Linked DNA regions of Homo sapiens: all the other regions are linked to region 1. The links are chromatin contacts, found by Hi-C or POLR2A ChIA-PET in ENCODE. All regions are on one chromosome and are shown on one strand. Each heading gives the region's core, a stretch centred on a gene start or an enhancer-like site at or near the end of the contact. The rest is flanking DNA. Distances are from core to core; before and after follow the strand shown.

What was found. A loop is a pair of places that touch in the nucleus more often than their neighbours do. ChIA-PET counts read pairs that join two places held with the same protein, here RNA polymerase II (POLR2A). Pooled maps may share reads with other maps.
Region 2: a loop to region 1 is called in a pooled map, with 3 times the contacts of the local background. The contact joins the enhancer-like site here to the promoter of E2F2 in region 1. A Hi-C loop is called at or near these places in 2 of 168 maps with a recorded cell type or tissue (PC-9 and chondrocyte), 6 of 37 single-sample maps with no recorded cell type and 7 of 50 pooled maps. POLR2A ChIA-PET finds 5 or more read pairs at or near these places in 3 of 52 experiments (BJ, HepG2 and activated naive CD4-positive, alpha-beta T cell).
Region 3: a map with no recorded cell type shows a loop between it and region 1 (4-fold over the local background). The contact joins the enhancer-like site here to the promoter of E2F2 in region 1. A Hi-C loop is called at or near these places in 1 of 168 maps with a recorded cell type or tissue (OCI-LY7), 4 of 37 single-sample maps with no recorded cell type and 6 of 50 pooled maps. POLR2A ChIA-PET finds 5 or more read pairs at or near these places in 2 of 52 experiments (HEK293 and activated B cell).
Region 4: a pooled map shows a loop between it and region 1 (4-fold over the local background). The contact joins the promoter of LUZP1 here to the promoter of E2F2 in region 1. A Hi-C loop is called at or near these places in 1 of 168 maps with a recorded cell type or tissue (B cell), 1 of 37 single-sample maps with no recorded cell type and 8 of 50 pooled maps. POLR2A ChIA-PET finds 5 or more read pairs at or near these places in 1 of 52 experiments (activated CD4-positive, alpha-beta T cell).

The regions. Positions count from the first base shown.
Region 1 is chr1:23,527,171-23,535,170 of GRCh38, forward strand. E2F2 (E2F transcription factor 2) reads right to left here and starts at 4,063. Exons shown (of 7, transcript NM_004091.4): 1 at 3,372-4,063. The coding sequence starts at 3,623. LOC101928163 (a long non-coding RNA gene) reads left to right here. Exons shown (of 3, transcript NR_110799.1): 3 at 235-1,249. RefSeq lists silencers at 1,117-1,313, 3,469-3,617, 4,155-4,294 and an enhancer at 1,332-1,461.
Region 2 is chr1:23,107,476-23,115,475 of GRCh38, forward strand. It overlaps LUZP1 (leucine zipper protein 1), which reads right to left. Exons shown (of 4, transcript NM_001395462.2): 2 at 1,547-1,652. Among named protein-coding and RNA genes, the nearest start is that of LUZP1, 57 kb to the right of the region's middle. Within about 2 kb of position 3,401, at least 3 of the 41 ENCODE cell types and tissues checked have a DNase peak (open chromatin) inside an H3K27ac peak, as active enhancers do.
Region 3 is chr1:23,893,180-23,901,179 of GRCh38, forward strand. The region is part of intron 1 of CNR2 (cannabinoid receptor 2); the gene reads right to left. It also overlaps the pseudogene BTBD6P1. Among named protein-coding and RNA genes, the nearest start is that of CNR2, 16 kb to the right of the region's middle. RefSeq lists enhancers at 3,919-3,978, 4,029-4,158. Within about 2 kb of position 3,417, at least 6 of the 41 ENCODE cell types and tissues checked have a DNase peak (open chromatin) inside an H3K27ac peak, as active enhancers do; they include OCI-LY7, where a contact is called at or near this core.
Region 4 is chr1:23,165,171-23,173,170 of GRCh38, forward strand. LUZP1 (leucine zipper protein 1) reads right to left here and starts at 3,686. Exons shown (of 4, transcript NM_001395462.2): 1 at 3,596-3,686. RefSeq lists enhancers at 2,392-2,923, 2,924-3,455, 4,531-4,580 and silencers at 2,695-2,834, 3,826-3,885.

The DNA of each region.
Region 1 (8,000 bases), core at 2,813-5,312:
AATGGGCATCATTGTCTCCACCTATGCTGAGGATTCAGTGAGATAGTGCAGCAAAGCGCTTTGCCCATAGGGAGTGCCCCCACCAGGGAGCTGCTAGCACTGATGTATGGGGAGCACCAGTGGGAAAAGGGGAAAGTTCAAGGGTGAGCTGAAAAGAGACTGCGATGAGGGGAGGAGAGCAAAGGCTATGGCCACAGCCAGAGGCCAGCTTAGCCCTATCCTGGACGCTCTTAGGCAGCCCCTTTGGCTGGATCTTCAAGGCCTGGTCAGGACGCAAGCCCACCCTGCCAACCCCTATGGAGAAGAGTACAGCTCCTTCCTCAGGCAGCTGCAGAAGTGCAGAGGGTCAGAGATCACCAGGCACAACCCCCTTACGGGCACCACGGTGAGGAAACTGGGACTTGGGGAAGAGGAATTGACTTGCCCAAGGTCACGCAGAGTGGAGCCTGGTCTCTCCTAAGCCCTAAGTCAGATGGTGGGGGTAGGAGCAAATGTAAGGGGTCGAACCTTGCTTTCAGATCCCAGCTCTGCCACTTCGTAGCTGAACAGCCTGGGATTCACTGTCTTGCCTCTCTGAGCCTACACCTCCTCACCTGACCTGCCTTGTAGAGTTGTGTGTTAAAATGTTTATTTTCTTTCATGCCTCACAAGAGGAAATCTGGAAAATGTAGACAAATTGAAAGAAAAGGAGGACCGGGCGTGGTGGCTCACGCTTGTAATCCCAGCACTTTGGGAGGCCAAGGCGGGTGGATCACCTGAGGTCAGGAGTTCGAAGCTAGCCTGGCCAACATGGTGAAACCCCATCTCTACTAAAAATACAAAAAGTAATCCCAGCTACTTGGGAGGCTGAGACAGGAGAATCATTTGAACCTGGGAGGTGGAGTTTGCAGTGAGCAGAGATGGCGCTATTGCAAGCCAGCCTGGGCAGAGCTTCCTGCAGGCGTGAAAGAGAATGATGCCATGCGCCTGGCCAGAGGAGGCATGCGATAAAGGGGCATTCCCTGAGCCTTCCTCAGAGGACTTGGAAAGAGCTCTGGACAGGGAGCCAGGAGATCTGGGTTGTGGCCTTCATTCTGCCATTGAACTTGGTTGCCATCCTTGGACAGTGCCTGAGGTCCCTTTAAACAGAAGCTCCACAACAAATCCTGCTCACCCTGCACTTTGCAGCCCGGCCACAAAGCAAGCGGCCACACCCAGGGTTGGGTTTGGAGCTGTTCCAGGTCACGCCCTTGTAAAATGAGTAAGCAGAGGGCAGGCCTGCCCACGGGGCTGGGCCCCGGGCATCTGGGGATTGACAGGAGCGGGAGCTCTGGGCCTGGCAGGGCTTTAGGGTGGTCTGCTGCAAGGAGACTCCCCTGCTTCTTCACTTGTGACCCAGGCAAGTGACTTCCTTTCTTTGCTCAGTTTCCTTATCTGCAAGGTGCCTCATTCTGGACATCCTGACCAAGATAATGAACGTGAAGAGTGCCAAGCAGTGTCTGGCACACGAGAGGCACTCAGTAAAAGAGAGACCTTCTTGCTAAGATCACTGAGCCCTTCTGGGAGGGAGGTACAGACAGATGTACTTGGGCTCCTCTGGGAGGGTTCAAAGCAGTGTAAAACCACAGCTGTTACTGAAACTTCCAGTCTGAAAGCAGCTGGCCAGAGGAGAGTGGGCCTGCCGCAAAGCTCCCTTCCCTGGGGGGAGCTCAGCTCCTAAGTTAGGCAGTATTAAAAAAAGTCAAGGCTACATAGAGAAGAGCCTGCTGCCTGACCAGGTGCATTAGAGTAGCTAGCTCATGCCTGTAATCCCAGCACTTTGGGAGGCTGAGGCAAGAGGATTGCTTGAGCCCAGGAGTTTGAGACCAGCCTGGGGAACATAGGGAGACCCCTGTCTCTACAAAAAATAAAAAATAAAAGACAGAAGAGCTGACTGCCTTGTGAGTCCCATCACTCTACCCCATCCCCATCTCTGACCTTAGGTCACATCCCCTCTCTGAGCCTCAGTTTCCCCCTGTAACATGGAGCTATTAATGCCATCTATTTCACGAACTACAAAGATGTTTTAGGCTATAAAACACTGAACACAAGATACCCAATCCCAGTTATCCTCGGTTGCTTAACCTGTAAAATGGGGATAATACCATTCCTGCCCACTGCCCTCCTAGTTAGAAATCATGTGCAGGAAGGGTCTCCAGGAAGGTTAACGTTTTGAACATGGGCAAAGCCTGAGTCCACTGGCAGGGAGTGGTGGCTCTGCCTGCATCCAGAGCTGGCTGGGCATCCGTGCTTGCTGACTAGCACAGGTCTGACCAGATGCCTCTGGGGCAGTGGGGGGTGGTCTTATCCCTGTACCCGAACTTATTCACCAAACTCACAACTAAGCAAACCTACAACACCCCCTTCCTCTCCCTGGAGCCTGCTTCCAAAACCCAGGACCTGGAGCTGAATGTGGCTGAGAAGAGCTAGCCCCACAGCCACCCTGTGCACACACGCATTGTGAAGGAGAGAACACTGAAGCCCAGACTGGGTCCAAGACTTGTCCAAGGACACACAGAGAATTAGTGGCAGAGTCACACCAGAAACCAGGCTCCTCAACCACCACCACCTCCACTCCCCCAGGCTTTTCCCACTCCACCCCCCACCCTAAAGTTGTTTTGATTCACACGGGCTCCAGGAATTCCACTCCCACAAAACACACCCTGAGCCCAGGTCAGCAGGCAGCCTGGTGCCACTACACTTTGGGCCCTCTCTGGCAACGAGCCTGGGAGCTTGAGGAGAGAGCAGCCAATCTGAACAGAACCCAAGGGGGCTGCCCACATTTGTATCTGCTACATGGCTGTCTGGGAGGGAAGACTGGGCCTGGGGGAGGACCTAGGGCAGATACTTGGGGCTATCTCAGGAGCTGGCTGGACAATTTGGAGTCTGTCCATGGCAGATTGGATGTGAGAGACCCACTAGACCTATCCCTCTGTCTTACCAAAGTCCCACAGTGTCCCCAGGCCATACTCTTTGCCTGGACAATAGCAGGCACCCAGTACTGGTTTCTGGCCAAACAATGAAGTAATGAATGAATGGCGGCAACGCTGGCTGCATGGACTTCCCCAAGGTCACACAGTGCACTGGGAGTAGTGAGTTGGGTCTCCCTCCAGACTCGCAATCCAGTGCTCATTCCACTCCACTAGAATGGATGAGATTATTTCATCCAAAGTCTGAAAATGAAGGGGTCTTCTACTCAGATATTGGGGGCACTGGGTCCTGGAAACTGAAAGCTCATCTTCCCTCTTCCCAAAACTCTACCTGCTCCACTCAAACTGGATCTCAGGCACCCCTCCCTCCTTTCCCACACCTGGAAAAGCATAGGGGGAAGCGGTGGGGGCCCCCAGCATTACCGGCAGCCGGCCTGCCGGCAGGCATCGCACAACTTGGCCCTCGGGTCCGTGGGGAGTGGCGTCGAGGCAGGTGCCTGGCGCCGCTGCGGGAGGCGCCGTCTGCGGGTACAGCGGTGTGTAGTAGGTAGCAGTAGCTGGGCAGAGCTGGGGGCTGCTGAGGCCGGATGGCCACAGCTCTGTGGGGCTCATCGCGGGCACCACCTTCGGGGTCTGCCCAGCGGCCGAAGCCAAGGCCCGGGGCCCTTGCAGCATAGCGAGTAAGGCGCCCCCTACCCAAAAGGGCTTGGCGCGCCCGCGGACACCTGCGGGTTCCGGTGCTGCCGCCTTTCACACGGCCCGCGGCATGGCGCGGAGGCCGGGGGAAGCCGCCAATGGACGCCTGCGGGGCAAGGCCGGACCCTCCCCTCCTGGCCCGCGGCCGAGCAGAGAGCAGCGCTTAGAGATCGCCGCTTGGAGATCGCCCGGCGGCTGCGGTGGTGGCACTGCCAGGGGCTGTCTCGTCCCGAGGGCACCGCGACCCGGGACGCCCCGCGCTCCCCAAGGCCTCGGCACCTGGGGTCCGGCCGGCTCTGGGGAGGGGTCCCCGGCGTGCCCTCAAGCTCGGCGGAGACGCGATGCGCTGGGATGGGGAGGGGGGTCTCGACTGCACCGACTTCCTTGCGGCTCGCTCTCTAGTCCTTGAGTCTTTCTCTGCCTCTTTTTTTTCTTCTTTTTTTTTTTTTTTTAGCGCCAAACGTCGTGCCGCGAAATTCGGATCTCCCGCGGAAAATGCCGCGCTCCGGTTGGCTGCTGCGACAGTACAGGCTCCACCCCCCCCCCCCCCCCCGGAAAGAACGCGTCCTCGAGGCGGCGATTGCAACACTAGCTTCGCTGCTTAAAGGGGCAGCCACACCTGCTGTTGGTGCCGCCAGCCGCCGGCCGCGCTAGTTAGCAGCCGGCGAGACGGAGACAGAGGGTGGTTCCGGGATTCACAGTGCAGAGGCGGCCAGAGCAGTGCACAGCGCCCCGAGAAATGGGCCCGGATTCCCTGGGATTGAAGGGAAACATTTTGGCGCGGGGTCCCAGCCTGAGCCCAGACCCAGCAGTGTATTCCCCAGGCCACAGGCCCTTTTGTTAGTTTGCATTGTTGCTTAGCTAGCACATGTGCATTCATATCCCCTTTCCTGCTAAAATGAAGGCCAGGAACCTGTTCCCTTTAATGGCAGAGGGGTGAGGGACGGAGGCAAACTAGTCTACTTCTTTGTAGGGAAAACTAACATCTATTCAGCGCCTACAGGATGCCAGGCACCATGCTAGATCCTTACAAGCGTTGTTTTAGTTAATTTATTCCAACAATCCTGGGAAGAGGAATGATGATCCCCATGATAAAGACTGACAGTCTGAAAGGCTGGGTAACTTGCCCAAGGTCATACAGAGAGATTCCCTGATTTGAGAGCTGGCAACAGAATCTGGGACAGGTCCCAGCTCTGGAGCCCTTGTTTTTCCAGTTAAGGGGTTCTTCTACTCTCCCAAGCTGCCTGGGGGCACAGCAGGGTCAGAGTCCCACTGCAGAGCTTTGTCTTGTTCACAGTTGTATTATTAGGACCCAATACTCAGTAAATGTTTGAACATCTCTAGGTTTCTTTTAAACAATCCTTTTGTCACAAGAGCCTCTCTGCCTCATTCAAAAACCTTCATTGCTGATAATACATTCCTCATCACTCCGGTTTAGAGAGGCTCAGAGAAGCAAACTTGGGTAGTGAGTGGTAAAAAGTTGCTAGAAGCTGCTGCTAGATTTCAGGTCTGATTTCTTGCCTGGTGCTGTGTGATTTTTATGCAAGTCTGAGCCTTGGCATTCAAAGCCCTCCAGAGACAGTCCACAGCTTAATTCCTCATTAGATGGTTGAGGCCAAGGTGGCAATAACCCATGATGATTAAGAGCCCAGGCTTTGTAGCCAACAGCCCCGAATTCAAACCCAGGCCCAGACACTTTATTATTCATTGTGTGACCAAGGCAAATTTTGTAAATTCTCTGATCCTTGATCCTTGATTTTCTCCTCCTAATAGCACTTACCTCATATGATCATGAGGAAATCTCATGAGATAATGCATATAAAGCTTTCATCACAGAACCTGGATCATAAGGAGCCTCAAGAATTGGCAGCTGTTGTTATATCTCTGACTTTTTTTTTTTAGACAGAGTCTCACTCTGTCACCAGGTTGGAGTGCAGCGGTGCAATTCTCCTGCCTCAGGTTCAAGTGAGTCTCCTGCCTCAGCCTCCCGAGTAGCTGGGATTACAGGCGCCAGCCACCATGCCTGGCTAATTTTTGTATTTTCAGTAGAGGCAGGGTTTCACCATGTTGGCCACGCTGGTCTCGGACTCCTGACCTCAGGCAATCCGCCCTACTTGGCCTCCCAAAGTGCTGGGATTACAGGTGTGAGTCACCGCTCCCGGTCACATCTCTGACCTTATCTCCAGTGCATAAGACCCTTTTACTCTAGTCTACGTATCTCATTGGTCCTTTTTGGTCCTTTGAGGGCCAGCTTAAATCTCACCTCCTCCAAGAAGCCTCCCCTGCCTGCTTCCTCTCAGCCAGAATGGCTCTTACCCTCTTGGGACCCTTAGTGTGTTCTACCTCAACAAAACAAGGCTTCGTTTTCATACCTTGTTTATCAGTTAGGTTCTATGCTCCTTCAAGAATCTAGGTCAGATCTCTCTAGAATGCCCCTTAGCATCTAGGGCCTGGCTTGGAGTGCAGAAGGCAGGTAATAAATACTGATTATGATTCACTCATCTGCCTGGCTGCAAAGAATAGGAGAAGTTAATGAGATCTGAAGTCAGAAAGTCAGGAGGCCCAGATTAAGTAAGTCCCGCTCTCTACTTCCTAGTTAAGTGACACTGGACAGCCGCTGCTTCACTTCTCTTAACCACAATTTCCTCAACCATCAAATGTGGATAATGCTATCACTCAGTCAATTTCACATTACTTCAGAGACACTACTTAAATGACAGTGGTGGCGATGATCACTGATTTTTATTGAGAACCTACTATACACTGGGCTCTAAGCACCTTGAGCCCCTCCTCTGATCCTCACAACACTGCTCTGAGACGGACACTATTATTATCCCCATTTTACAGATGAGGGAACCTGGAAGGAATTGTGGCAGAGCAGGTTTGGGGAAGCAGCAGGGCCCCAGGGCCAGGGAGGGAAATGGGGGTGGCAGGGTGGAGCTGGGAGAAAAGAAGGGAGCCAGTGAGGGGCTGAGAGCCAGCTCTCTGTGGTTGAGTTTCGGGCAGCTGGGGCTGGCTTTAGAGTTTCACTGCCTGGGAACTGACTAATTCTTGCAATAGGTGTGGGGCACAGATCTGAAATCTGCCTCCCTGAGCTTGAATTCCTGCCCCATTCATTCCTAGCATTGTGATCATGGTCAGGTTGCTGGACCATTCTGAGTCTCAATTTCCTCATCTTTGAAATGGAGGCGGCACAAGTGACCTCTCCATTTACTGTGAGGCCTTAGTAAGGTGTTGGTTATAAAGTCCTTAGAGAAATGTCAGGTGCATGGTAGGTACTTAATATATTTTGGCTAAGGTTTATGTGAAATGGACCCGAAGAGGCCCTCACATGGAACCAGACTAAATACTTGCAGTTTCAGGCCGGGCACATTGGTTCATGCCTGTGAACCCAGCACTTTGGGAGGCCAAGGTGGACAGATCTGTTGAGCCCAGGAGTTTGAGACCAGCCTGGGCAACATGGCAAAACTCTGTCTCTCCAAAATACAGAAAAATTAGCTGGGCGTGGTGGCACACGCCTGTAATCCCAGCTGCTCGGGAGGCTGAGGTGGGAGGATCACCTGAGCCCAGGGAGGTCAAGGCTGCAGTGAGCCATGATCATGTCACTGCACTCCAGCCTGGGTGACACAGTAAGACTGTCTCAAAATAAACAAACAGGCCGGGCACGGTGGCTCATGCCTGTAATCCCAGCACTTTGGGAGGCCGAGGTGGGTGGATCACTTGAGACCAGGAGCTTGAGATCAGCATGGTCAACATGGCAAAAACCTGTCTCTACTAAAAATACAAAAAAAAAAAAAATTAGCCAGGCGTGGTGGTGTGTGCTTGTAATCCCAGCTACTCGGGAGGCTGAGGCAGGAGAATCGCTTGAACCCAGGAGGTGGAGGTTGCAATGAGCCAAGATCGTGCCACTGCACTCCAGCCTGGGTCACAGAGCGAGACCCTGTCTCAAACACACACACACACATACACACACACACACACACACACACACACACACAAAACCCTCAGAGTTTCTGCCGTACACGCCCTACACTTTCCCATCTCCCAGGCTTTGCTTACCTGGCTCCATATCCTCCTATTCTTCAGGCCCCGCCTCCCCTCCAGGCCCCTCCTCCCCTCCATCCCCATGTGCCCAAATCTGACTCATCCTTCAAGGTCCAACTCAAATGGAGTGGAAGGAGCAAAGAATCTGAAGTCAGACATCCCAGGGTTCAAACCCAGGCCCTGACACTTTATTAGCTGTGTGACCCAGGCAAAATTTCCTAAATTCTCTGATCTTTGATCCTTGATTTTCTAATCCTAATAGCACTTACCTCATAGGATTGTGAAGAAATCTCATAGATAATGCATATAAAG
Region 2 (8,000 bases), core at 2,151-4,650, 420 kb before region 1:
CCCAGTATATAGCAAAATATTTTATGTGTAATAGGTATGTGTAGGCTGGGTGCAGTGGCTCACACTTATAATCCCAGCACTCTGGGAGGCCAAGGTGGGCAAATCACCTGAGGTCAGGAGTTCAAGACCAGCCTGGCCAACATGGTGAAACCCTGTCTCTACAAAAAATACAAAAATTAGCCCAGGCGTGGTGGCACACACCTGTAATCCCAGCTACTCGGGAGGCTGAGACAGGAGAATCGCTTGAGCCCAGGAGGAGGAGGTTTGCAGAGGCAGTGAGCCAAGATCGCACCAGTGCACTCCAGCCTCGGCAACAGAGCAAGACTACGCCTTGCAAAAAATAAAAAAATACAGGGCAAGAGTTTGCCTTGAATTTTTCCACTCCTTCGAGAAGAGTTCTGTATTATCCCTAACTACACCTATTTCCTCAGAGGGGTTGACATGAGAGCAAGAGGCTTTGTTAAGATTCCTTTCCTATGCCCAGTCACTGCTATGACGAGAACCCATTTCCCACTCATTCTGAGCTACCCTATTGCTCTACTTTCCTAGGGAAGCTTTCTCTAACTATCATCCAGCTATCAGGAGCAACCAAGACCACCAGGTCTCTTGGCCACTGACCGTTCAAGTTCTCACTTCTATCTCTTCTATTTCATTAGTGCTCTCCTCTGCCTTAGCCAACACCAACCAATAAAATATTGGCACATAAAATCCATAAATGGCTAGGAAAAGAACCTAATTGTTGATCAAAAGGTTTTGTATTTTGCTTTGCTTTTCCAAGGTTAAATCAGTCACAGCCTCAACCAAAAAGTAACTTTCTTAAAAGGGAAACATTATAGTGTAATGAAAATAACCCACTAGGGTGGTGGCTCATGCCTGTAATCCCAGCACTTTGGGAGACTAAGGCAGGAGGACTGCTTTAGCCCAGCAGTTTGAGACCAGCCTGGACAATACAGAGACCCAGTCTCTACAAAAAAATTAGCTGGGCATGGTGGTGCACACCTGTAGTCCCAGTTACTAGGGAGGCTGAGGTGGGAGGATCACCTGAGCCCAGGAAGTCAAGGCTGCAGTGAGCCATGATCACGCCACCGCCCTCCAGCCTGGGCAATGGGAGCGAAACCCAGTCTCAGAAAAAAAGGAAAGAAAATAATGCAGGTTTGAAACCTAGTTCTACTACTTGTGTGAACTTGGAAGAGTTATTTAACCTCTTTAAGCTTGTTTCCTTGTGGTGATGACAACAGTACTTACCTCACAGGGTTGGTAGGGCGATAACATGTCCAACAGGACTGCGCCCGACATAGAGTAAATATTCAATAAATGGTAGCTACTTCTTAAGGGTGGCCTAATTCTTACGGTTGCTAACTTCATGCAAGGATTTTTCACCCTCATCAGGTTGGTTGGTTAAGTACTCAGCATAGTATTTGGTTCATAATAGGCCATCACAAATACTGACTTTCCTCCCCACTTCCAGTAGTGGCAAAATTATAGTGGCTTCAGAAACCACCCAATTCTATTGGTACACCCAGGTTTCACTGTACAACATACTTACCATGTAGGTAATTCAAGCTTTCCGTCAATACTTCCGGCGGCTCTCCCTATGCTTGCTGTTTTGGAAACAGTCACTCACTCTCTTTCAAAGGCAGTTGTCTCTTGACCTGGATAGAATATAAACAGAATGGAAGAGATAGGTAATGCATGAATCATACCAAGACTGAGGTGACCCAGAGGGCTGTCCCAAAGACTTTCACATACAATTCACTGTCAGCAAGGGGCCAAGGTAAGATCTGCATCTAGATCCTGACACTAAAGGAACCTGGCTAAGCTGGCTATGTCTCTCTCAGGAAAGTCAAGAAAGAATTTGGCTGTAGGAGACTTCCCCTTTCCTATAAGATGATATGGTCCTAGGGTAGAACCCACTGTCTTTGCTTAAATTAAAACACCCGAACATTCCTCAACAGTCTAAAAATGTACATGACATCTTACAGCTAGGAAGCATCTCAGAAATCAGCTACAGGTTGAGCATCCCTGATCTGAAAATCCCAAATTCAAAATGCTCCAAAATCTGAAATGTTTTGAGTGCCCACATGACTCCACAAGTGGAAAATTCCATACCTGATCTCATCTGATAGGTCGCAGTCAAAATACAGGCACACAATACTCAGGTTTATTCAATGTCCCCTGGGGAAAAATAAAATTACCTTCAGGCTATATGTATAAGGTGTATAGGAAACATAAACGAATTTCATGTTTAGACTTGGGTCTTATCCCAAGACATGTCACTGTATACATGCAAATATTTTTTTTAAAAATCTGAAATCTAAAACACTTCTGGTCCCAGGGATTTCGGATAAGGGGATACTCAACCTTCAGTTAAATGTCCTTGTTTTACAGAAGGAAACTAAAACTTAGAAAGGGTGAGTCACACAATTATTTAGCAGAAAAGCAAGGATTCTACTAAAAATAAGATGTTCTAGAAGATAGGAAAAAAACATCTGCGGAGTATTTACCAACCCTGAGCACTATGCTTTATGTTTTATATAAGACAATAAGAAGATAATGTTACCTCTACTTTACAGATAAAGAATTTAAGTTTCAAGAAGTGACTTGTCCAAGGTCTTACAGCTTGTTATTAAATGACAGAGTTTAAACTCAAGTCTGTCTGACTTTGAAAGTCCCTTCACCATGCTGGCTCTCATTTTGTTGCCCTCTAGACTCGGTCCTCAAAAGAGCCCTGAACCACCCAATATCAATTAAAACTAAAAATAGAGCTTTTCTTTCTGCAAACTTACCCTCCAGTTTTGAAACAAGCAGGCTTCTACAGGAGAGTTGAAAAGCCTACCATCCCATTGAATCTTACCCCTAAAATTAGAGAAGAGCTACTACAGATGGAAGATCTGGGTCAAACTTCTTGTGTTATCTTACTCTTGAGGAAAATGGAAAGGTAGCTTCTAAGCTAGTGGTAAACCTAAAGCTTTTGTACATGATCTTACAAACTATCCTCCCTTCTTTCATCACAACTGCCTCCCTTACACATCCCTGCAAGCCACCTTGTGACTGCCTTCCAAGACTATTGGTCCCTTTAATCCAACTTCCACACCTCCACCAAAACATGCACACATGCACACATACCTGCACCTGCGCGCATGCATGAACGCGCACACATACACACACACACACACACACACACACACACCCATCCCTGCCTCTATCTTCCCAGAGAGCAAGGCGGCTAGAATTACAATGGACAAATAATGAGAGTTTTTTAAAAACAGCTTAAAAGATGAGGGGAACAGTAGTAACTCAAGCCTCAAGAGAATAAAATTTGAAAAGAATTTTTTTTTGTAGTGATGGGGTCACACTATGTCACCCAGGCTGGTCTGAAACTCGTGACCTCAAGCAATCTTCACACCTTGGCCTCCCAAAGAGAAGAGTTACTGATAGTATCGGCCAGGCACGGTGACTCACGCCTGTAATCCCAGCACTTTGGGCGGCCAAGGCGGGCAGATCACCTGAGGTCAGGAGTTCAAGACAACCCTGGCCAATATGGTGAAACCCCATCTCTACTAAAAATACAAAAATTAGCTGGGCATGGTGACATGTGCCTATAATCCCAGCTACTCAGGAGGCTGAGGCAAGAGAACCTCTTCAAACCAAGAGGCGGAGTTTGTGGTGAGCCCAGATCGCGCCACTGCACTCCAGCCTGGGCGACACAGTGAGACGCTGTCTCAAAAAAAAAAAAAAAAAAAAAGTTACTGATAATAAAAACAGCTAGAAAATAAGTATAAAAAAGGATCTAGGCCAGGCACAGTGGCTCATGCCTATAATCCCAGCACTTTGGGAGGCCAAGGCAGGAGGATTGCTTGAACCCAGGAGTTCAAGAACAGCCTGGACAACAACAAAGCAAGGCCCCCATCTCTACAAAAAAAAAAAAATTTTAATTAGCTGGGCATGGTGATGCACACCTATAGTCCTAGCTACTTGGGAGACTGAGACGGGAGGATCACCTGGAGCCCAGAAGTTTGAGGCTGCTGTGAGCCACAGTTGTCCTACTGCACTCCAGCTTAGATGACAGAGTGACGCTCTATATTTAAAAATAATTTTAAAAACGATCTATACCAAGGCGGCACCCAAGAGATAGCTTAGGTGGATGTGGGGGAAGCTTTAGCTCTCCACCCTCTGCTTTTAAAAAATAATCAATGGAAGTTAAAGTAAGTGTGATTGGTATTCAAATAGTTTTAGGACAGTTCCACAGACTTTCCGTCCTACCCCATCACCACCTGTCTCTTTCCCCCTCCCCACCCACCTTACACACACAACACCCACACACAAACACCGCCCCCCCACACACACACTCATCTTCTTCTGCATAGCCTAAAACCTCTCCTACATAAAAATTCTGAACTCTAAGAAATGGTCACATAAATCTGGTCTATCTCCCCTAAGGTCTCTGCAGCCCTAACAGTGATAGCAGCGCCCCTGCTAAAATCTACTGTCCCAGCACCTACCACCTACTGCCAAATTTGCTGACATGTTACTAAGGCCCAGGGGCTTTTCTCTTCAAAACAAGACAGAATGCACTGCCAAAGGGAAAGAGGAACTCCAGCTAATCCTGATTTGTTTTCAACTGTCTACGTTCTCTCATATTTCTAAGGGGTAGAAGTAAGCAGTAACTGATTTCTTTCTTCTGAATGCCATTTACTTCTTGCTTCCTCAGCGTACTTGCCCTCTGTCCCCAAAACAAGAGGATGACTGTAAACATCCTCAAATTCCTTAGTGATGCTGCTTCAGAGAGCTTTCCACCATGACAGATCCATCCTCATCACTTCCCTCAAGCATCTCTTCTGGCACTTATTGTTTCTGTTACTGTTGGTGGTGATAGTGGTGGTAGTATGTGTGTACGTGTCTGTCTGCCTAGAAGCAGAGACTGAAGGATCCTTACAGATCACAGAGTCCAACCACCTCCTTTCCCAGAGGAGCAAGTGGGTCCCAGAGAGGAAAGGAGACTTGCCCAAGCTTACAAAACAAGCTCAAGTGAACATTTTTGTCCCCCAAACACTTTGATAATAGATAAAAATGTCAGTAAGAAATTCTGCTTTCAGTATGACCCTCCCACAGACAACAACTATACTCTGGATAAAACACAAAAACTATCTGAAGTGAACAAGGGCTGGCAGATTTTGAAAATAAGTTGAAAGTTGGAAGAAAGGGCTGACATGGAATGAACTCCTCATTTTTGGATCTCTAGCCTGAGGCTGGTCTAGCTGAAGTTCCAATCAAAAAACAAACCCTAGGCTTTCTGTCCTGAAGAAATAGCCCAGAGCAGCCACAGATCATGGAAGTAAGAAAAAAAAGAGCTAGAAAAGGAGAGTCTCAGGTTCTGTGTGTAAATTCTACCCAGTCTCTGGCTGAACCCTGAGCCATGCAAGCATAGGGCAGAATCCAAAGACCTCAGTTAAAGAGAAAAGAACTGAACTGAAATTTGAACTGCGACCCACTGCAGGTGTGACAGAGTTTGCAGTTTTGAGTCTGAGTTATTGTCTACTAAATTAAAAACATCAACAGAAACCAAAGTCTCCACAATACAACATTCACAGTGTGAAGAATACAATTCCAAATTACATAAAGAACTAGAAAAAGCATCTGGACACGGTGGCTCATGCCTGTAATCCTGGCACTTTGGGAGGCCAAGACAGGAGGATCATCTGAGCCCAAAGTGTTTTTGAGACCAGCCTGGGCAACACAGTGAGACACTGTCTCTACAAAAAATGAAAATAAATTTAAAAAAATTAGCCAGGTGTGGTGATACATGCCTGTGGTCCCAGCTACCTGAGAGGCTGAGGCAGGAGGATCACTTCAGCCCAGTAGTCAAGGCTGCAGTGAGCCATGTCCACACCACTGCACTCCAGCCTGGGCGACTGAGTGAAACCCTGTCTCAAAACAAAACAAAACAAAAACAAACAAACAAACAAAAAACACCTAGAAAAATTAAACCCATTTGCAATTTGCAAAGGAAAAGACAATCAGCAGAGGGCAACTCCAAGACAACCCAGATGCTGAAATTCTCAGACAAAGATATTAACAGAGCTATTATAACTAAGATCAATGAGGTAAAAGAAAATATGCTCAAGGCCGGACACGGTGGCTCATGCCTGTAATCTCAGCACTTTGGGTGGCCGAGGCAGGCGGATCACGAGATCAGGAGATCGGGACCATTCTGACCAACATGGTGAAACCCCGTCTCTACTAAAAATACAAAAATTAGCCGGGTGTTGTGGCGCGCGCCTGTAGTCCCAGCTACTTGAGAGGCTGAGGCAGGAGAATCGCCTGAATCCGGGAGGCAGAGCTTGCAGTGAGCCGAGATTCAGCTACTGCACTCCAGCCTGGCGACAGAACGAGACTCCGTCTCAAAAAAAGAAAAAAAAAAAAGAAAATATGCTCAAAATGAAGGGGAAAACAGTAAATCTCAGAAGAGAAACTGAAAAAAAAAATTTAAGTGGAAATTTTTGAACAGAAATACAGTATCTGAATTTTTTTAATTCACTGAATGGGCTTAAGGACAAAATGGAGATGACAGAGGAAAGAGTCAGTGAAATGTGGAAGCAGAACAATAGAAATGATTCAAACTGAAACAACTCTGGGTCATTCTCAGTCTCTAGAAAAACCACCCTCAGACCCTTTACTAAAGTATACACAGGGATAATTTTCTGTTATCAGAAAAATTGGTATCAGAGAGAAACAGAATAACTTGGGATCACAGAGTTTTCTAGTGGTCCTAAATTATATAGGAAGCAAGGGGAAAATAATTTTATTTTTCCTCCTATAATTGCTGAAGTAGCATTCAGGATTGTTCAGGAAAAAAGCCAGGAAGGATTTTAATAATTTTTCTGCCCTGTGCAGTCTCTTCACCAAAAAGCCAACATGGTAAACAGGCCGATGGCAGGATGGGGTGGGGACCAATCAGGGGGTATGGGGCTAAGGAAGTGCCAGCAGCTTGCTATGTATGAACCAACCTAGGTGGTTTTAAAAGCAGCTTCCCTGAATGCCATCACTGACTGAGTCGCTTCTCACATTCAAGTCACTTCATGTTGGAGTTCAGAACACTCCAGATAAAAGTGGAAGAAAAAACATAAGCTGCAGAAGACATGTCAATTTCTTTAAGGCCTGCCTTTTGCTCACTTCCCTCCTCCCAACCCCACTTGCCAACAAGAAGGAATGAAGAGAATCCAGAGCCAGTGATCTTTTCTGACTAAAGCGGGAAACTGAGAGTAAGACAACGCACCCTCTAAGTGTAGAGAAACTTGGATGGGGAGTGAGAAACCCGGGTGGCGGCCTCTAGTTCTACCACAGACATTGTTGGACCTCAGATGTGTCTTTTACACTTTCTGGGTCTCAGCTTCATCAGTCAAACAAAAAGGCCAGACTAAATGATATTTAACAATGATATACTATTGTCCTTTCCAATAACACTATGAATGACATCCTTAACCATGCTATCTCCATTTGCCCTTGTAGAAACTATAAACAGGTCCGAAAAGATCTAAGTAGAGGCATACCATTTGATTAATTGGAGTACCTCATGTTATATAAATTATTCAAACTTTTTTAATAATTTTCTATAAGTCTTGCCATTAATACTTAAATCGCATCAATAATAGATATTTCAGTACCTATCTATGATAGAGGACTGCTGTAAAATAATGTCTTTCAACTGAAAGTGCTTCTAATTCTCCCAGAATAACTTTTTAAATCTACGTAACCTTTAGGATGAGAAGGCAAATACTCTTATCTCATATGACAGATGAGCAAACAAAGGGACTTCTGAGACCTTTTTAGGAAGCTAGTAACAGACAAACAAAACTAGAATCCAGCAATCCCATCTCTATGTGTCAGGTTATTTTTCACCTTGCCAAAGAAACCTTACCAAAGAAGAGTATAAACAAGATCAGAATTAGAAAGAACTTAAGAACTTTTGTGCACTTTGGGAGTGCTTATTAATAAATAAT
Region 3 (8,000 bases), core at 2,167-4,666, 370 kb after region 1:
CCATTCATCACCCCCACCCAGGCTGTCTGGATTCACTCAGTCTCCCCAGACCTTTCCTGGACCTTCCTTCTGCATCATCATCTCCAGCCTCTCTCCTGGGCAGAGCAGAGCTAAATGATGTCTGAGGCCTCTTTCCACTTTAGTCAAGGTTAAGTGCCAAGGCTTTAGAAGGAAACATCACTGAGTTCAAATCTCAGGTCGGCCACTGATAGGCTGTGTGACCTTGGGGAAAGTTACTCAAACTCTCTGAGCTTCAGTTTCTTCCTCTGTGAATGGGGAAACTAATCCCTATGTTCTGTATGTGCAGATTAAATAATTATTTAAAACTAATTAAGCAGGAGATTGGTTGCCTGATTGAACTATCAAGAGTGTTGGATGTGGTGGAAAGAAAACAGTCCTGAGTTCGGAATCTCAGGTGCTCAGGGTTTGAGCCCTGGCTCTGGCACCAGCTGGATCTATCCAGAAGCCACCTACTCTCTCTTGTCCCAGTATTGCCATTTGTAAAGAAGATTGGGGGATAACGATGAGTGCTTGGCACTGTGCTAGCACTTTCTACACATTATCTCATTTAAATCTCAAAACAACCCTTCAAGAATCTTATTATTTTCTGTATTTTATAGATGAAGAAATTGGGGCTCAGGAATGTTAAGAAACTTTCTGGGGGCTGGGTACCATGGCTCATACCTGTAGTCCCAGCACTTTGGGAGGCTGAGGTGGGCAGATCACTTGAGCCCAGGGCTTAGAGACCAGCCCGGGTAACATGAAACTCCATCTCTACAAAAAATACAAAAATTAGCTGGGCATGGTGTTGTGTGCCTGTAGTCCCAGCCACTCAGGAAGCTGAGGTGGTGGATTGCTGGAGCCCAGGAGAGTGAAGCTGCAGTGAGCCGTGATCACACCACTGCACTCTAGCCTGAGTGACAGAGCAGACCCTGTCTCAAATTAAAAAAAAAAAAAGGGACTGGGCACAGTGGCTCATGCCTGTAATCCCAATACTTTGGGAGGCCGAGGTGGGTGGATCGCCAGAGGTCAGGAGTTCAAGACCAGCCTGACCAACATGGTGAAACTTCATCTCTACAGTAAAAAATACAAAAGTAACTGGGCGTTGTGGCTCGCCTGTAATCCTAACTACTCGGGTGGCTGAGGCAGGAGAATCACTTGAACTTGGGAGGTGGAGGTTGCACTGAGCTGAGATCATGCCATTGCACTGCAGCCTGGGCAACAAAAGTGAAACTCTGTCTCAAAAAAAAAAAATTTTTTTAATAAAAGGAAGGAAGGAAGGAAGGAAGCAAGGAAGGAAGGAAGCTAGGAAGGAAGGAAGGAAGGGAGGGAAAGAAAGTTGGCCAGGCACAGTGGCTCACACCTGTAATCCCAGCACTTTGGGAGGCCAAGATGGTGGAGCACTTGAGGTCAGGAGTTCGAGACCAGCCTGGCCAACACCGTGAAACCCCATCTGTATTATAAATAATAATAATAAAAAAATCAGCCAGGCAGGAGAATCACTTGAACCTGGGAAGCAGAGGCTGCAGTGAGCCACGATCCTGCCACTGCACTCCACCCTGGGCAACAGAGTGAAATTTTGTCTCAAAAAAAAAAAGAAAGAAAGAAAGAAAAAGAAACTTGCTGGGGACATTGGGAATCCACTCTCTTGTCCATTTATTTGAAAACTAGGATCCCATCCAGTTGCTTTGCATTCTCCCCTCCCATCTCCAAACAAATACTTGGTAAATTAACTGACTAATTAGAAATCTGCAACACTGCCGGGCATGGTGGCTCACACCTCTAATCCTAGCACTTTGGGAGGCTGAGGTGGGCGGATCACCTGAGGTCAGGAGTTTGAGACCAGCCTGGCCAACATGGCAAAACCCCATCTCTACTAAAAATACAAAAAAATTAACCAGGCATGGTGGCGTGTGCCTATAATCCCAGCTACTTGGAGGCTGAGGCAGGAGAATCGCTTGAACCCAGGAGGTGGAGGTTGCAGTGATCCAAGGTCACGCCACTGTGCTCCAGCCTGGGTGACAGAGCAAAACTCAGAAAAAAAAAGAAAAGAAATCTGCCAACAGGACAGTTTTGTTGAGTCTTTCCAAATATCTTCTTCCTCTTTCAATTATTTTATAATTCAGCAACTTCTCTTTTAGAGAATGGACTAATAATGCTTACATTCATAACATACTTGACAATTTACACAGCCTGGGAAGGCTCACGGCTATTATGTGAGGCAGGTTTTGCTCAACTATTCCATGAGCAAATAGATTCAGAGGGGGCAAGTCCTTTGCCCAAAAACCCATAGCAAGTGGCGGACAAAGCCAGGACCTGAGTCCTTTTTTTTCTCTCTCTTTTTTTGAGACAGAGTCTCGCTCTATCACCAGGCTGGAGTGCAGTGGCGTGATCTCAGCTCACTGCAACCTCCAAATCCCGGGTTCAAGAGATTCTCCTCCCTCAGCCTCCCGAGTAGCTGGGAGTACAGGTGCGCGCCACCACACTCAACTAATTTTTTGTATTTTTAGTGGAGACGGGGTTTCATATTGGCCAGGATGGTCTTGATCTCTTGACCTCTTGATCCGCCCTCCTCGGCCTCCCAAAGTGCTGGGATTACAGCGTGAGCCACCGTGCCCGGCCAGGACTTAAGTCCTTGTGTCATGACAAGGTCAGATTGGTAAAGAGGCAGGATGGAATGCATGACTCTGCATAGGGTGAGGGGCCCTGATACCACGCACAATCTTTTGTCTTTATTTCCAGGGGCAAATCCCATCTATTTTCTCTCTCTTTTTGACTTTTATTTTTCTGACCATTTTTTCTCAGTAATGCCTTCATTGCTACCATTAGCTGGCCTTGAGTTATTGTTATTATTATTTACTTTTTGTAGAGATGGGGTCTCACTATATCACCCAGGCTTGTCTCAAACTCCTGGCCTTAAGTGATCCTCCCGCCTTGGTCTCCCAAAGTTCATGCTCAGATTACGGGCATGAGCCACCACACCCTGCCAGGCCCTAGACTTTAGTCCTTTCCCCACCTTACTGGTGGAGTCTGGACCTTCTCACCGACAAGGATTTACCCATCAGGCTGTTGGGCTTTGGAGTCAGATAGCACTGAGTTCCGATCTTGGCTCTGCCAAGTACTATTAGCTTTTTGTTCTCAAGTAAAGACACTCACTTCATTCATCTCTTTCATTCAGTTCCCTCATCCATAAAACAGGAGTAACAAGTAGTACTTGTCTCATCAGTGGTGGGGAGGCATGAAGACTAACTGAGTTAGCTCAGGCCTAATACAGTGCCTGCCACACACTAAGCCCTCCATGAATGGCAGCTTATATAGATGCTATATATGTGAACACATTAGAGCTTTCTCCTCACTTTCTCAAGTTCTTTGCTAGTTGGTAACCAATGAGAGTGACGATGTCATCTCTATTGTGCCCTTGGGCTGGTAGGAGGAGTGTCAAAGAGGGAGATGAGAGGCAGGAGGGAAGGGTGGGACAGGAAAGCAGAGGGGGAAGACCCTGTCTCCACTCAAGACTTTTAGAGATGAAAGAACAGGAAGCTGAGATTGTGCCAGGGAGCACCTGCTAGCTTGCCGTCATGACGAGAGCCCTGGATTAAGGAGATAGGAAGGATGCTGGTTCCAGTCCCAGGTGGAACTGATGGCTGTGTAACCTCAGGCACAATAGCCTCCTTCTCAGTAGGTCCATCTGCACCAGGAGTGTTTTTTTTTTTTTTTCTTCTAGAGTCTTGCTCTGTCACCTAGGCTGGAGGCTGGAATACAGTGGCGAGATCTCAGCTCACTGCAGCTGCCTCCTTCCAGCTTCAAGCAATTTTCCTGCCTCAGCCTCCCAAATAGCTGGGATGACAGGTGCCTGCCACCATTTTTCTATTTTTAGTAGAGATGGGGTTTCACTATTTTGGCCAGGCTGGTTTTGAACTCCTGACCTCAGGTGATCCACCCGCCTCAGCCTCCCAAAGTGCTGGAATTACAGGTGTGAGCCACTGCACCCTGCCAGGAGTGGTTTTTTGATGAGATCTCAAAAGGTCCTTCAAACATGGCAGTTATGCAATTAATCACATGGGGCAGAAAACAGGGGTGTTGTCAGATTGCAAAAGAGCTGGCGAGAGAAAGGCAGATCACGAAAGCCTGGGGCAGAAGTTCTCAAACTTCGTGGTCTCAGCGACCCTTTACCGTCTTAAAAGTTACCTTGGCAATAAATAGCTTTTGTTGATGTAGGTTACACCTATTAGTACTTGCTGTATTAGAGACTAAAACTGAGAACTTAAAAAAAATTAATAATCCTATTGCATGTTAATAGAATTTTTTTTTTTGAGACCGAGTCTCAGTCTGTCACCCAAGCTGGAGTGCAGTGGTGCGATCTCGGTTCAATGCAAACTCTGCCTCCCGGTTTCAAGCAATTCTTCCACCTCAGCCTCCTGAGTAGCTGGGACCACCACACCTGGCTAATTTTTGTGTTTTTAGTAGAGACAGGGTTTCACTATGTTGGCCAGGCTGGTCTTGAACTCCTGACCTTGTGATCCACCCGCCTTAGCCTCCCAAAGTGCTGGGATTACAGGCATGAGCCACCACGCCCGCCCTGAAGTAACATATTTTTAAATGAAAATAACTTTTTGTGGCAAATCTCTTTAATTGTCTGGTTTATGAGAAGGCAGCTGGATTCTTATCTCTGCTTCAGCATGCAAACTGTTGCAATATGTTGTTGTGGTTTAACTATGTGAAGAAAATAAATTTGCCACTCTCTCCTGAGTGCTTCCTTTGTGGCAGGCACTGTGAAAGGCCTTTTACAAGCACTGTGTCCTTTTCTGTTGTTGTTCAAATCCATACTATATATTTATTTTTATTTTTATTTTTTGTTTGTTTTTGAGATGGAGTCTCACTCTGTCACCCAGGCTGGAGTGCAGTGGTGCGATCTTGGCTCACTGCAAGCTCCGCCTCCTGGGTTCACGCCATTCTCCTGCCTCAGCCTCCCAAGTAGCTGGGACTACAGGCACCCGCCACCATGCCTAGCTATTTTTTTATTATTTTTTTGTATTTTTAGTAGACACAGGGTTTCACCATGTTAGCCAGGATGGTCTTGATCTCCTGACCTTGTGATCCGCCCGCCTCAGCCTCCCAAAGTGCTGGGATTACAGGCGTGAGCCACCGCGCCCGGCTTTTTTTTTTTTTTTTTTTTTTTTGAGATGGAGTCTTGTTCTGTTGCCCAGGCTGGAGTGCAGTGGTATGATCTCAGCTCACTGCAAGCTCCGCCTTCCAGGTTCACACCATTCTCCTGCCTCAGCCTCCCAAGCAGCTGGGACTACAGGCGCCCACCACCACGCCCGGCTAATTTTTTGCATTTTTAGTAGAGACGGGGTTTCACCGAGTTAACCAGGATGGTCTCGATCCCCTGACCTTGTGATCCGCCTGCCTCAGCCTCCCAAAGTGCTGGGATTCAGGCTTGAGCCACCACGCCTGGCCAATTTTTTTTTTTTTTTTTTTTTTTTTTTTTGAGACAAAGTCTCACTCTGCTGCCCAGGCTGGAGTGCAGTGGCACGATCTTGGCTCACTGCAAGCTCCGCCTCCCAGGTTCAAGTGATTTTCCTGCCTCAGCCTCCTGAGTAGCTGGGATTACAGATGTGCACCACCATGCCCAGCTAATTTTTGTATTTTTAGTAGAGACGGGGTTTCACCATGTTGGCCAGGCTGGTCTCCAACTCCTGACCTCAGGTGATCCAACCACCTCCACCTACCAAAGTGCTGGGATAACAGGCGTGAGCCACCACACCTGGCCCGTACTATATATTATTTTTAAATGTTTTCATTCTATTTTTGATGGACAAATAATAATTGTATATATTTATGGAATACAATGTGATATTATGATACACGTATCAAAATTGCTAAAAGAGTAGATTTTAAATGTTACCACAAAGAAATGCGCTGTCTCCTTTATCCTCCAAACTGCCCTTGGAGATAGACTGTCTCATTTTCACGATCTTATCTATGAGGAACCAGAGGCTCAGCTAGACTGGATTTGCCGAGGTCACAAAGTTTGTAAATGGCAGAGTCAGAATTCAGACTCATATATCTGGTGCCAGACCCTGACCACAGAAGTTGGGCAGCCTAGATGTGAAACCACCTTTGCAAAATTATGACTGAGACTGTGAAAGAGATCTAACTTAACTGACTCCATCTTGCTTCTAACCTCCAAGGTGTCCTTGTTCATTCCTGGGCTGAACTAACTTTGGGAGAAACTTAGTTTAAAACTAAGACAATAACAGCCCTTTCCCAAAGTACACCTCCTTCTTGGCTGGGGACTAGATTGCCTTTGTAGGACTAATATTAGGCACAAGATTAGAAATTATGGTTTAGGGTCTGGTGTGGTAGTTCACGCCTGTAATCCCAGCACTTTGGGAGGCTGAGGCGGGTGGATCACTTGCGGTCAGGAGGTAAGACCAGCCTGGCCAACATGCTGAAACTCCGCCTCCACTAAAAATACAAAAGTTAGCCAGGTGTGGTGGTGCATGCTGTAATACCAGCTACTCGAGAGGGGGAGGCAGAAGAATCACTTGAACCTGGAAGGTGGAGGGTGCAGTGAGCTGAGATTGCGTCACTGCACTCCAGCCTGGGCGACAGAGGGGTCTCTGTCAGAAAGAAAGAAAGAAAAGAAAAAAAAGAAAGAAAAGAAAGAAAGAGGGAAGGAAGGAAAGAGAGAGAGAGAAAGAAAGAAAGAGAAAGAAAGAAAGAGAAAGAAAGAAAGAGAAAGAAAGAGAAAGAAAGGAAAGAGAAAGAAAGGAAAGAAAGAAAGAAAGGAAAGAAAGAAAGAAAAGAAAGAAAGAAAGGAAGGAAGGTTTAGGAGTCATGCAGCTGGAGGCTACAAGATTCTGACCCTCCCTAAACTGCTCCTGCGATCAGTGCTTGAGATACTTTGCAGACCCTGCACTTGATGGATCAGCTGGCACCACCCAAATCCATAAACTGGCTCATGTGATCTTGTGGCCCCCACCCAGGAACTGACTCAGCGCAAGAGGACAGCTTCGACCCCCTGTGATTTCATCCCTGGCCAATCAGCACTCCTGGCTCACTGGCTCCCCGCAACCAAACAAACTGTCCTTAAAAACTCTGATCCTTGAATGCTGGTGGAGACTGATTTGAGTAATAATAAAATTCCGGTCTCCCGCACAGCCAGCTCTGCATAAATTACTCTTTCTCTATTGCAATTCTCCTGTCTTGATGAATCGGCTCTGTCTAGGCGGCAGGCAAGGTGAACCCCTAGAGGCTTATAGACGGAGGGGCATGGGGTCTCTCTTATACTTCTGGGCAACCATCTCTTCCCTGATCTCTTTTTTTTTTTTTTTTTTTTTGAGACAGTTTCACTCTTGTTGCCCAGGCTAGGGTGCAATGGTGCAATCTCGGCTCACTGAAACCTCCGCCTCCCAGGTTCAAGCAATTCTCTTGCCTCAGCCTCCCAAGTAGCTGGGATTACAGGCATGTGCCACCACGCCTGGCCAAGTTTGTATTTTTAGTAGAAATGGGGTTTCTCCATGTTGATCAGGCTGGTCTTGAACTCCCAACCTCAGGTGAACCGCCCGCCTTGGCCTCCCAAAGTGCTGAGATTACAGGCATGTGCCACCGTGCCTGGCCTCCCTAATCTCATTTTTATCCTTCCCACCTTGGACCATTTTACCGAGCCACGTTTCCAGCTACCAACCAAATTGTCCTTAAAATCTCTGATCCTCGAATGCTGGGGGAGACTGATTTGAGTAATAGGACACTAGAATGGTCGCTCCAAGGGAGTTAAGGCTTATTATTTGTTTTGTTCACTCCCGTATCTTAAGTGCACCTGCCTCACCCATGGTCACTGCTCAGTAACTCTTTCTTTTTTTAATTGTAGGCAACCTTTATTACAGAAGTCCCTTATTTTAAGTGACTTTTTGCCGATTTTAGATTTGAAGGGAAGGTCTACAGTTAAGCTTGGAACCACTTAGTATCCAAGAGGGTGGCAGGAACATGCAACC
Region 4 (8,000 bases), core at 2,436-4,935, 360 kb before region 1:
CTGAGCATAGAAACCTCATAACATTCCCAGGGATAAATCTGCTACCCAATTCCTAAAAGATAACACACAGTTTAAAAAAATAAACACAGTGGTGGTAATTATACAACTGTATACATGTGTCAAAATTTGTCAAACTGTACACTTAAAATTGGTGAATTTTATTGTATGTAAATTATACCTCAATAAAGCTTTTTTTTTTTTTTTAAAGAATGCATTCCGGGCAGGGCATGATGGCTCATGCCTGTAATCTCAACACTTTGGGAGGCTGACATGGGAGGATCCCCTGAACCCAGGAGTTCCAGGAGACCAGCCTGGGAAACACAGGGAAACCTCATCTCTATAAATAAAAAAAAAAGTTAGCCAGGCATGGTGGCACACACCTGTGGTCCCAGCTTCTCAGAAGGCTGACGTGGGAAAATCACTTGAGCCCAGGCAGTAGAGGATGCAGTGAGACATCATCACAGCACTGCACTCCAAAAAAAAAGGGAATACATTCATTACATTCATTCATTCACTCATCAAATATTTGCTATGCATCTATTATATGCATCAAAGTTTATACCACATCTTTCAGCCTGGACTATCCGGGTCCTACCTGTAACAGCATGCTTTACTCATAAGTTGACACTGTCCCTAAAAGCTGTATTACATGAAAAATGATTCTGTTTCTGATAATGTTACCTTAATGATGGCCGCTTTACACTGGAAGGGCCATTAGCTATCCATCAACTTCCATTACATAAATGAAATATATGATCACTTAGGTACTCCCCATTTTAACAGAAATGCTTTCATCATAAGAAATAAGTAAGCACCTAGAGGCATATAGTACATACCACTACTACACTACTACAGCCTTATATGTTTGTCTTTTTACCAAAAAAAAAAAAAAAAAGAAAAGAAAAACAGCACACTTCAAGTGCATATTTACAACACTGCTGAAAGAAAAGGCAATACTATTGGAGAATAGACTTAAATGACTTATTCTAGGGCCCACAGTCACCCAGTGGCTGAGTCAAAGGCCAAAAAACTAGGTCTCATGATTCCCAAGGCAGTGGGCAAAGTAGAGAGACAACCACAGACCTGAGAAACAGACCTGGGTATGAATTCCAGTGCCACTTCTTACTAGTTGTGTGTGTGAACTTGGGACAGCCACTTTACTTTCTGACCTTTGGCTTGCTCATCTATAAAACAGGGATGCTGACTGGGAGCGGTGGCTCACACCTGTAATCCCAGCACTTTGGGAGGCCGAGGCGGGCAGATCACTTGAGGTCAGGAGTTCGAAACCAACCCGGCCAACATGGTGAAACCCCATCTCCACTAAAAATACAAAAATTAACCGGGCAAGGTGGCACACACCTGTAATCCCAGCTACTCGGGAGGCTGAGGCAGGAGAATAGCTTAAACATGAGAGGCGGAGGTTGCAGTGAGCCGAGATCGCACCACTGCACTACAGCCTGGGTGACACAGAGCACTCCGTCTCAAAAAAAAAAAAAAAAAAAAAAAAGGGATGCTAACTACCACCTCACAAAATTCTTGGGAAGACTGCCTAAGATCTATACCACCTAGCATAATTACTGGGTACAGAATAGGCAACTCAACAACATTAGTTCCTTTTCTTGGTCTTAAATTATTTAAGATTAAGAAAACACCTCATAATCAACGAAGGCTAATTAACAATCCGCATTATTAATCACTGGTCAACAATGAACCTGTGTTTGCTGCCTTCTTCATACTCCAACCCATTCCCTTCCCAGCTCACTATTTCCAGCTTTTCAAACTTTAGTTACTATGTTTAGAAAAGTGATTTAATTTTAGAAACCTGGAAAATTCTTCTAGGAGTAAATTCTTCTAGGAGTAAATTGAGCAAAACCTTAATCTGCCCCCAGGGGAATTCTGAGCAAAACAATTATTTCTGACAAAAGAAGAATTTTCTATGGGGGTAATTCAATTTAACCACATGAATACTACCAAAGTTGCAAACAAGGTGACAGAAGGCAATCTGGAACACACCTTCCAGATTCCCCAAAAAGAAATGTCCTCCTAAAATCCAAACCCCTCCCTCCCTAATTTGAGGTAGTCAAATCTTATTAGGTGATCTGAATTCTCCCGGCTCTGACACCAGTCCAGCTCCTTAGGCCAGAACTGCAGCCGTCTGTAAAAGAAATACCCTGAGCAAACCCCACCCCTCAAAACATCCCCAAAAGGCAGGGAGGTCCAGAGAGTATTTTCTCCTCCAACGACAGATAAGGCACCAAGGGCTCAGCAGCGCAATCCTTCTCCCAAGGTCATTCAAGTCAGTGAAGGTGCGACGGTGGAGCTGCAGGCAGTCTGGCCTTCTGGAAATCACACTACAGGGGTTTTGGGGGTGCCTACTCTCTTCCCCTCTCCCACCCGCAAGGGTGAGCACTGGCCTCGGCATTCCCGAAACAAGCCACAACAAGCTCTGCAGTGTTAGGAAAGGGGTTGACGCGATGAAGAAACAGATGCTCCAAAGCAAGATGGTCTTTCTCGGCTCACAGAGGCTCCTCCAAGGTTATGCACAGAAACCGCAGCCACCTCCAAGAGCTCTAAACCGGGCTCCGAAGCCCCAGCGCGGCCGCTGCGGGTCGCCAGGTTCCCTGCAGGCAGGCTCCGCAGCCAGAGGCCACCAGCCCCAGAAACCGCACTTCATTCCTGCGCTCCGGGAAGCCATGGCTCCTTCCCTGCCCGGGCGGCTGGGCGGGGGCCGGGGGTGCGCCGGGAGGCGGGCCCCGCGCTGCGGAAAGTTCACCGCGGCGGGCGGGGGGAGGCCCCGGCCCCGCTCGCCGGCGTCCCCCTGCAGATTCCACCATTAATTAGTCCTAAGGACTGTCTACTGGCAACTTAAACAAAGCGAATGCCTCGAATTCCTTCCCGGCCCAGCGGTCTGGCTGCGAGACCAGCAGAGCGCCCGGGACGCGGGCCGGCGCGGCCGACAGCTGCGGCGGCCGCGGGACCCCTCCCCGCCCGGCCCGCGGCCCGCGCCCCGCGCCCGCAGCTGGCCCCGCACGCCGGCCCGACGCGCTCCCAAACCGCCCTCCTCCTCCTGCTGCTGCAGCTCCCGGGCCCTTCCTGTCTGATCACTTCCTTCCTCCGGTGCCCGCCGGGCCCCGCGCAGCCCCCTCCACGGCCGCCTCGTCGCCCCCCGCCCCTGTCGGCCCGCGCCCCCTCCCCCAACCCCAAACTCTACCCCCGAAACTCTTCGCCGCCCCCTCGAAAATGTCTCCTCCGCGTCTCTGCCCCAAACATTTCTCCTCAGAGTCTCGCTCCCACCAAGAAGTCTCCTCAGAACCTTCCCTCCCCCTCCCGAGGAAAAATCTCCTCAGAGTCTCTTCCTCCAACTCCACAAACATGTGCTGGGTCTCGCCCCAAAAGGTCTCCTCCTGAGCCCTTCCTCCAAAATCCATTCCAACTCTCCCCCAACTCCACACCCCATCTCTCCTCGGCTGCGCCCGCGGTTTCTTCTGCCCCGTGGCCGCGGGTGCCCCGACCTCACCCGGGACCGGCCTCCCAACCCCGCCGCCCTCCCCTCCCCGCGCCGCGCTCCCGCCGCCGCCGCCTCACGGACCCTCACCTCTGCGGCCCCGAACCGCGCTCCCGCCAGCGAAGGGTTCCGCCGCTCAGCTGCCAGCGACCGGCGCCTCCTCTGGCTCCGCGGGACTGACAATGAGGGGCGGGGCCAAATTGTGACGTCAGCGTTCTGGAAGGCGGGGTCTTTGTGATGGGCGGGGTTGTCTGTAGGCCCCGCCCCCTCCGTCCTTTTTTTCCCTTCCCAGGACTTAGACTCCACCAAGTTTTTATTGCCTCCGTAGCTGGGTCCTGTGCTAGGCGCCCTGGGAAATCGAAATGGAAGACAAGACTTCTCGATTTCAGGAGGGACACTTTCGGCCCGCGTGGTGGCTCAAGTCTGTAATCCCAGAACTTTGGGAGGCTGAGGCGGACGGATCGCTTAAACTCAGAAGTTCGAGACCAGCCTGGGCAACATGGCGAAACCCCATCTCTATAAAAAATACAAAAATTAGCCGGGAGTGGTGGCGCCCGCCGGTAAGCTAAAGTAGGAGGATCGCTTGAGCCGAGGGAGGTCGAGGCTGCAGTGAGCCGTGATCGTGCCACTGCACTCCGGCGTGGGTGACAGAGTGAGACCCTGTCTCAAAAGAAAAAGAAAAAAGCGGGACACTCTCAGTAGGGTTGTGAGGATTAAATGAGATAATCAATGGAAAGGTGCTTAGCCTAGAACCTGATATGGAATAATCACTCAACAAATCCTATTTCTATTACTCTGCAAATGCAGAGAAGGAACTCAGCTCAGACTCGGGAGGCATGGGTTCCCGTCCCCCACTGTGCTATTAATTCTTTGTGTGATGCTAGACAAGTACTTTCCCATCTATGTTCCCGATTTTCATCTTCTTTAAAATGGGAAGGGGGAATAACCAGATGATCTCAAAATCCCCTCCCATACTTCTATGACATACTTCCTTTAAGTCTACTATCTAAAAGGCACCTAGTGCCCTGAGAAGCCAGGAGGAAGGCTTCAAAGACAGCCCAAGACCCACACCCAGCATAGTACAGGACACAGCCAGAGACTGCTCTCGCTGCGGATGCCCTCCCACACGCTGGCACGCAGCAGCATTCACAAGCCAGGACACAGATGGGCTGAGGGCTGCTTCCTCTCTGACTACAGCAGCATGGTTGGTCTCTTGAGACATCTCTTGTGTAAGCTCTTTATTGCCTATGGAATAAAGGCCAAAGCCCTGGCCTGGTATGATCACTTCCTACCTTTACACACACACACACACACACACACACACAAAGTTTATCCAAACTTCTCTTAGCACACCCACTGCTTTCCCACATTTGACCCTTTGCTGAAGCTCTTCCCCTGCTGTCTCACCTCCCAGCTTCTCCCAGCCAGAAAGCAATCCTCCCTGTTCTGAATAACCAATAACATTGTGTTTAACCCTCACGTGGGCATGAACACTACAACTTATAAAGAACTGACCTCCCATTTGTTTCTTAGCACTTCCTGGAGGTCAGAACCCACACATGTTTGTGGAGCTCAAGCTCTGATGCCAGAAAACCCTGGGATCATATGTTCTGGGGTCATAATAGCCATCTCTGAGCCTGTCTTCTCATCTATAAAATGGGGATAATAATATAGTCTTGTGGTGTTTGTTTTAAAATTACCTAAGATACTGTATGGAAAACATCAGGCACAGTGTTCCACAAACAATATGAACAATATGATTGTCATTCTTATTTTCTTTTTCTTTCTTTTTTTTTTTTTTTTTTTTTGAGACGAATTTTCTCTCTTGTCGCCCAGGCTGGAGTGCAGTGGCACGATCTCAGTTCACTGCAACCTCTGCCTTCCAGGTTCAAGAGATTCTCCTGCCTCAGCCTCCCAAGTAGCTGGGATTACCGGCACTTGCCACCACACCTGGCTAATTTTTGTATTTTTAGTAGAGACGGTGTTTCACCATGTTGGCCACGCTGGTCTCGAACTCCTGACCTCAGGTGATCCACTCACCTTGGCCTCCGTAAGTGCTAGGATTACAGACGTGAGCCACCACATCAGGCCCCTGTCATTCTTATTTTCAGTAGTATTATATTGACCAGGCGCGGTTGCTCATGCCTGCAATCCCACCACTTTGGGAGGATCACTTGAGTCCAGGGGGATGGATCACTTGAGTCCAGGAGTTTGAGACCAGCCTGGGCAACATGGCAAAACCCCGTCTTTACAAAAAATACTAAAAATTAGCCAGGCCTGGTGGTGCCCGTGCAGTCTCAGCTACTCAGGAGGCTGTGGTGGGAGGATCCCTTGAACCTGGGAGGTGGAGGCTGCAATAAGCCATGATAATGCCACCGCACTACAGCCTGGTGACAGATCGAGACCCTGTCTCAAAAAAAAAAAATATATATATATATATATAATTACTGTATGATTTATATATGTATTTTTATATATAACTACTATAATCAGTATTATTTCTAGTTATTAACACCACACAGCACCTCATAACAATCCACCTAATCATTTCATATGGAAGACTTTAGGGTCTTGAGAAAGGAAGAGGCTTGCTGAAAGTGGCCCTGCAAAGCATTCCCATTGGAATGGAAACCAGCACTCCAGTCTGCAGACCCCAGATGGATTCAGCAGAGTCACATCTGATGATGCCCCAGGGCATCTCTGCCATTCAGCATGCCTCCAAGCTGGGGTCAGCGTGTAGTTCTCTCTGAGAGTTCTTTGCAGCACAGCTGACCCATTTCTGCTTCATGCCTTTCTCCTCTCACCTTCTTTACAGAGACGTGGATCTGTGTTAAACCGCCCTTGGCATCTCTGCAATCCTCTAGGAGAACTGCAATGAGGCACTGGGCATTTCTAGAGCACTGGCCTGTGGAAGGAGGGGAGGAACTTTGGGGTTCTGATTAATTTCCTATGCTGCAGGCAGGCACATGGGTGTCCTGAAATGCCTGGCCCGGTCTTCAAAGGCCTCTAATAAATTATAGCTTATTTTTAGAAAAAATATTCAAAAACACCACTTCCTGTGAAAAGTAATCATGGCTGTAAGATTGCTGGAGGCAAAGGAAGGGCCTTTACTGAGTTGCTCCTAAGGGCTAATGCTGATTCCAAGTACCACAAACCCTTGGAAGGAAGAACCCAGGACATATAAGGGAGGTTCTGAAGAAAGAACTTTCTCCCCAGGACCCATGATCCCAGCAACCACTTATTGATTTATTCATAGCAAAAGCTTTGGCACAGGAAAGATCGGGATTCAAAACCCAGCTCTGCCACTTACTAGTTATGTAATCTTGGGCTTTTAGGTCTCTGCACCTCAGTTTCTCATCTGCAAAATGGAAATAATAATACTACCTTTCTCACACAGTGCCTGTGAGGGTTAAACATGTGAAAGAGCTGAGTTCAGAGCCTGGCACCTAGTTCATGCCAGGATATAGTGGTTGCTGTTACTATTTGAACATGTCCTCATCCTCCCAGCAAGACCTCCATTAGTAAAAGGAAAGGAATAGATTTGTATGATTGGACAATAAAGGTCTCTATTGGGCATTGTTAAGTGAAAAGAGTAAGAGTAAGTTGCCGAATTACAAGTGTAGTAGGATCCTGTAGTTATAGTTTGTAATATATGCTTAGTATATGCATAGAAAAATATGGAGACTATAAAGAACTAAATAGGCCAGGCGCAGTGGCTCACACCTGTAATCCCAGTGCTTTGGGTGGCCAAGGTGGGAAGATTACTTGAGACCAGGAGTTTGAGACCAACCTGGGCAACATAGTGAGACCCCTGTCTTTACAAAAAAAAATTTTTATTTTTTTATTTTTTTTTTTTTAGACAGAGGTCACCCTCTGTCGCTCAGGCTGGAGTGCAGTGGCACGATCTGGGCTCACTGCAATCTTTGCCTCCCAGGTTCAAGCGATTCTCCTGCTTCAGCCTCCCGAGTAGCCGGGATTACAGGAATGATCCACCACACCCGGGTAATTTTTGTATTTTTAGTAGAGATGGGGTTTCACCATGTTGCCCAGGCTGGTCTCGAATGCCTGGGCTCAAGCGATCCTTTAGCTTTGTCCTCCCAAAGTGCTGGGATTGCAGGCGTGAGCCACCATGCCCAGCCAAAATTTTATTTATTTATTTTTATTTTTATTTTTTTTGAGACAGAGTCTCGCTCTGTTGCTCAGGCTAGAGTGCAGTGGTGCGATCTCGGCTCCGCCTCCCGTATTCAAGCAATTCTCCTTCCCCAGCCTGCTGAGTAGCTGGGATTACAGGCCTGCGACACCATGCCCGGCTAATTTTTGTATTTTTAGTAGAGACGGGGTTTCACCATGTTGGTCAGGCTGGTCTCGAACTCCTGACCTCATGATCCGCCCACCTCAGCCTCCCAAAGTGCTAGGATTACAGGTGTGAGCCACCGCCAGGCATGGTGGCTCACACCTGTGGTCCTAGTTACTCAGGAGGCTGAGGAGGGAGGAT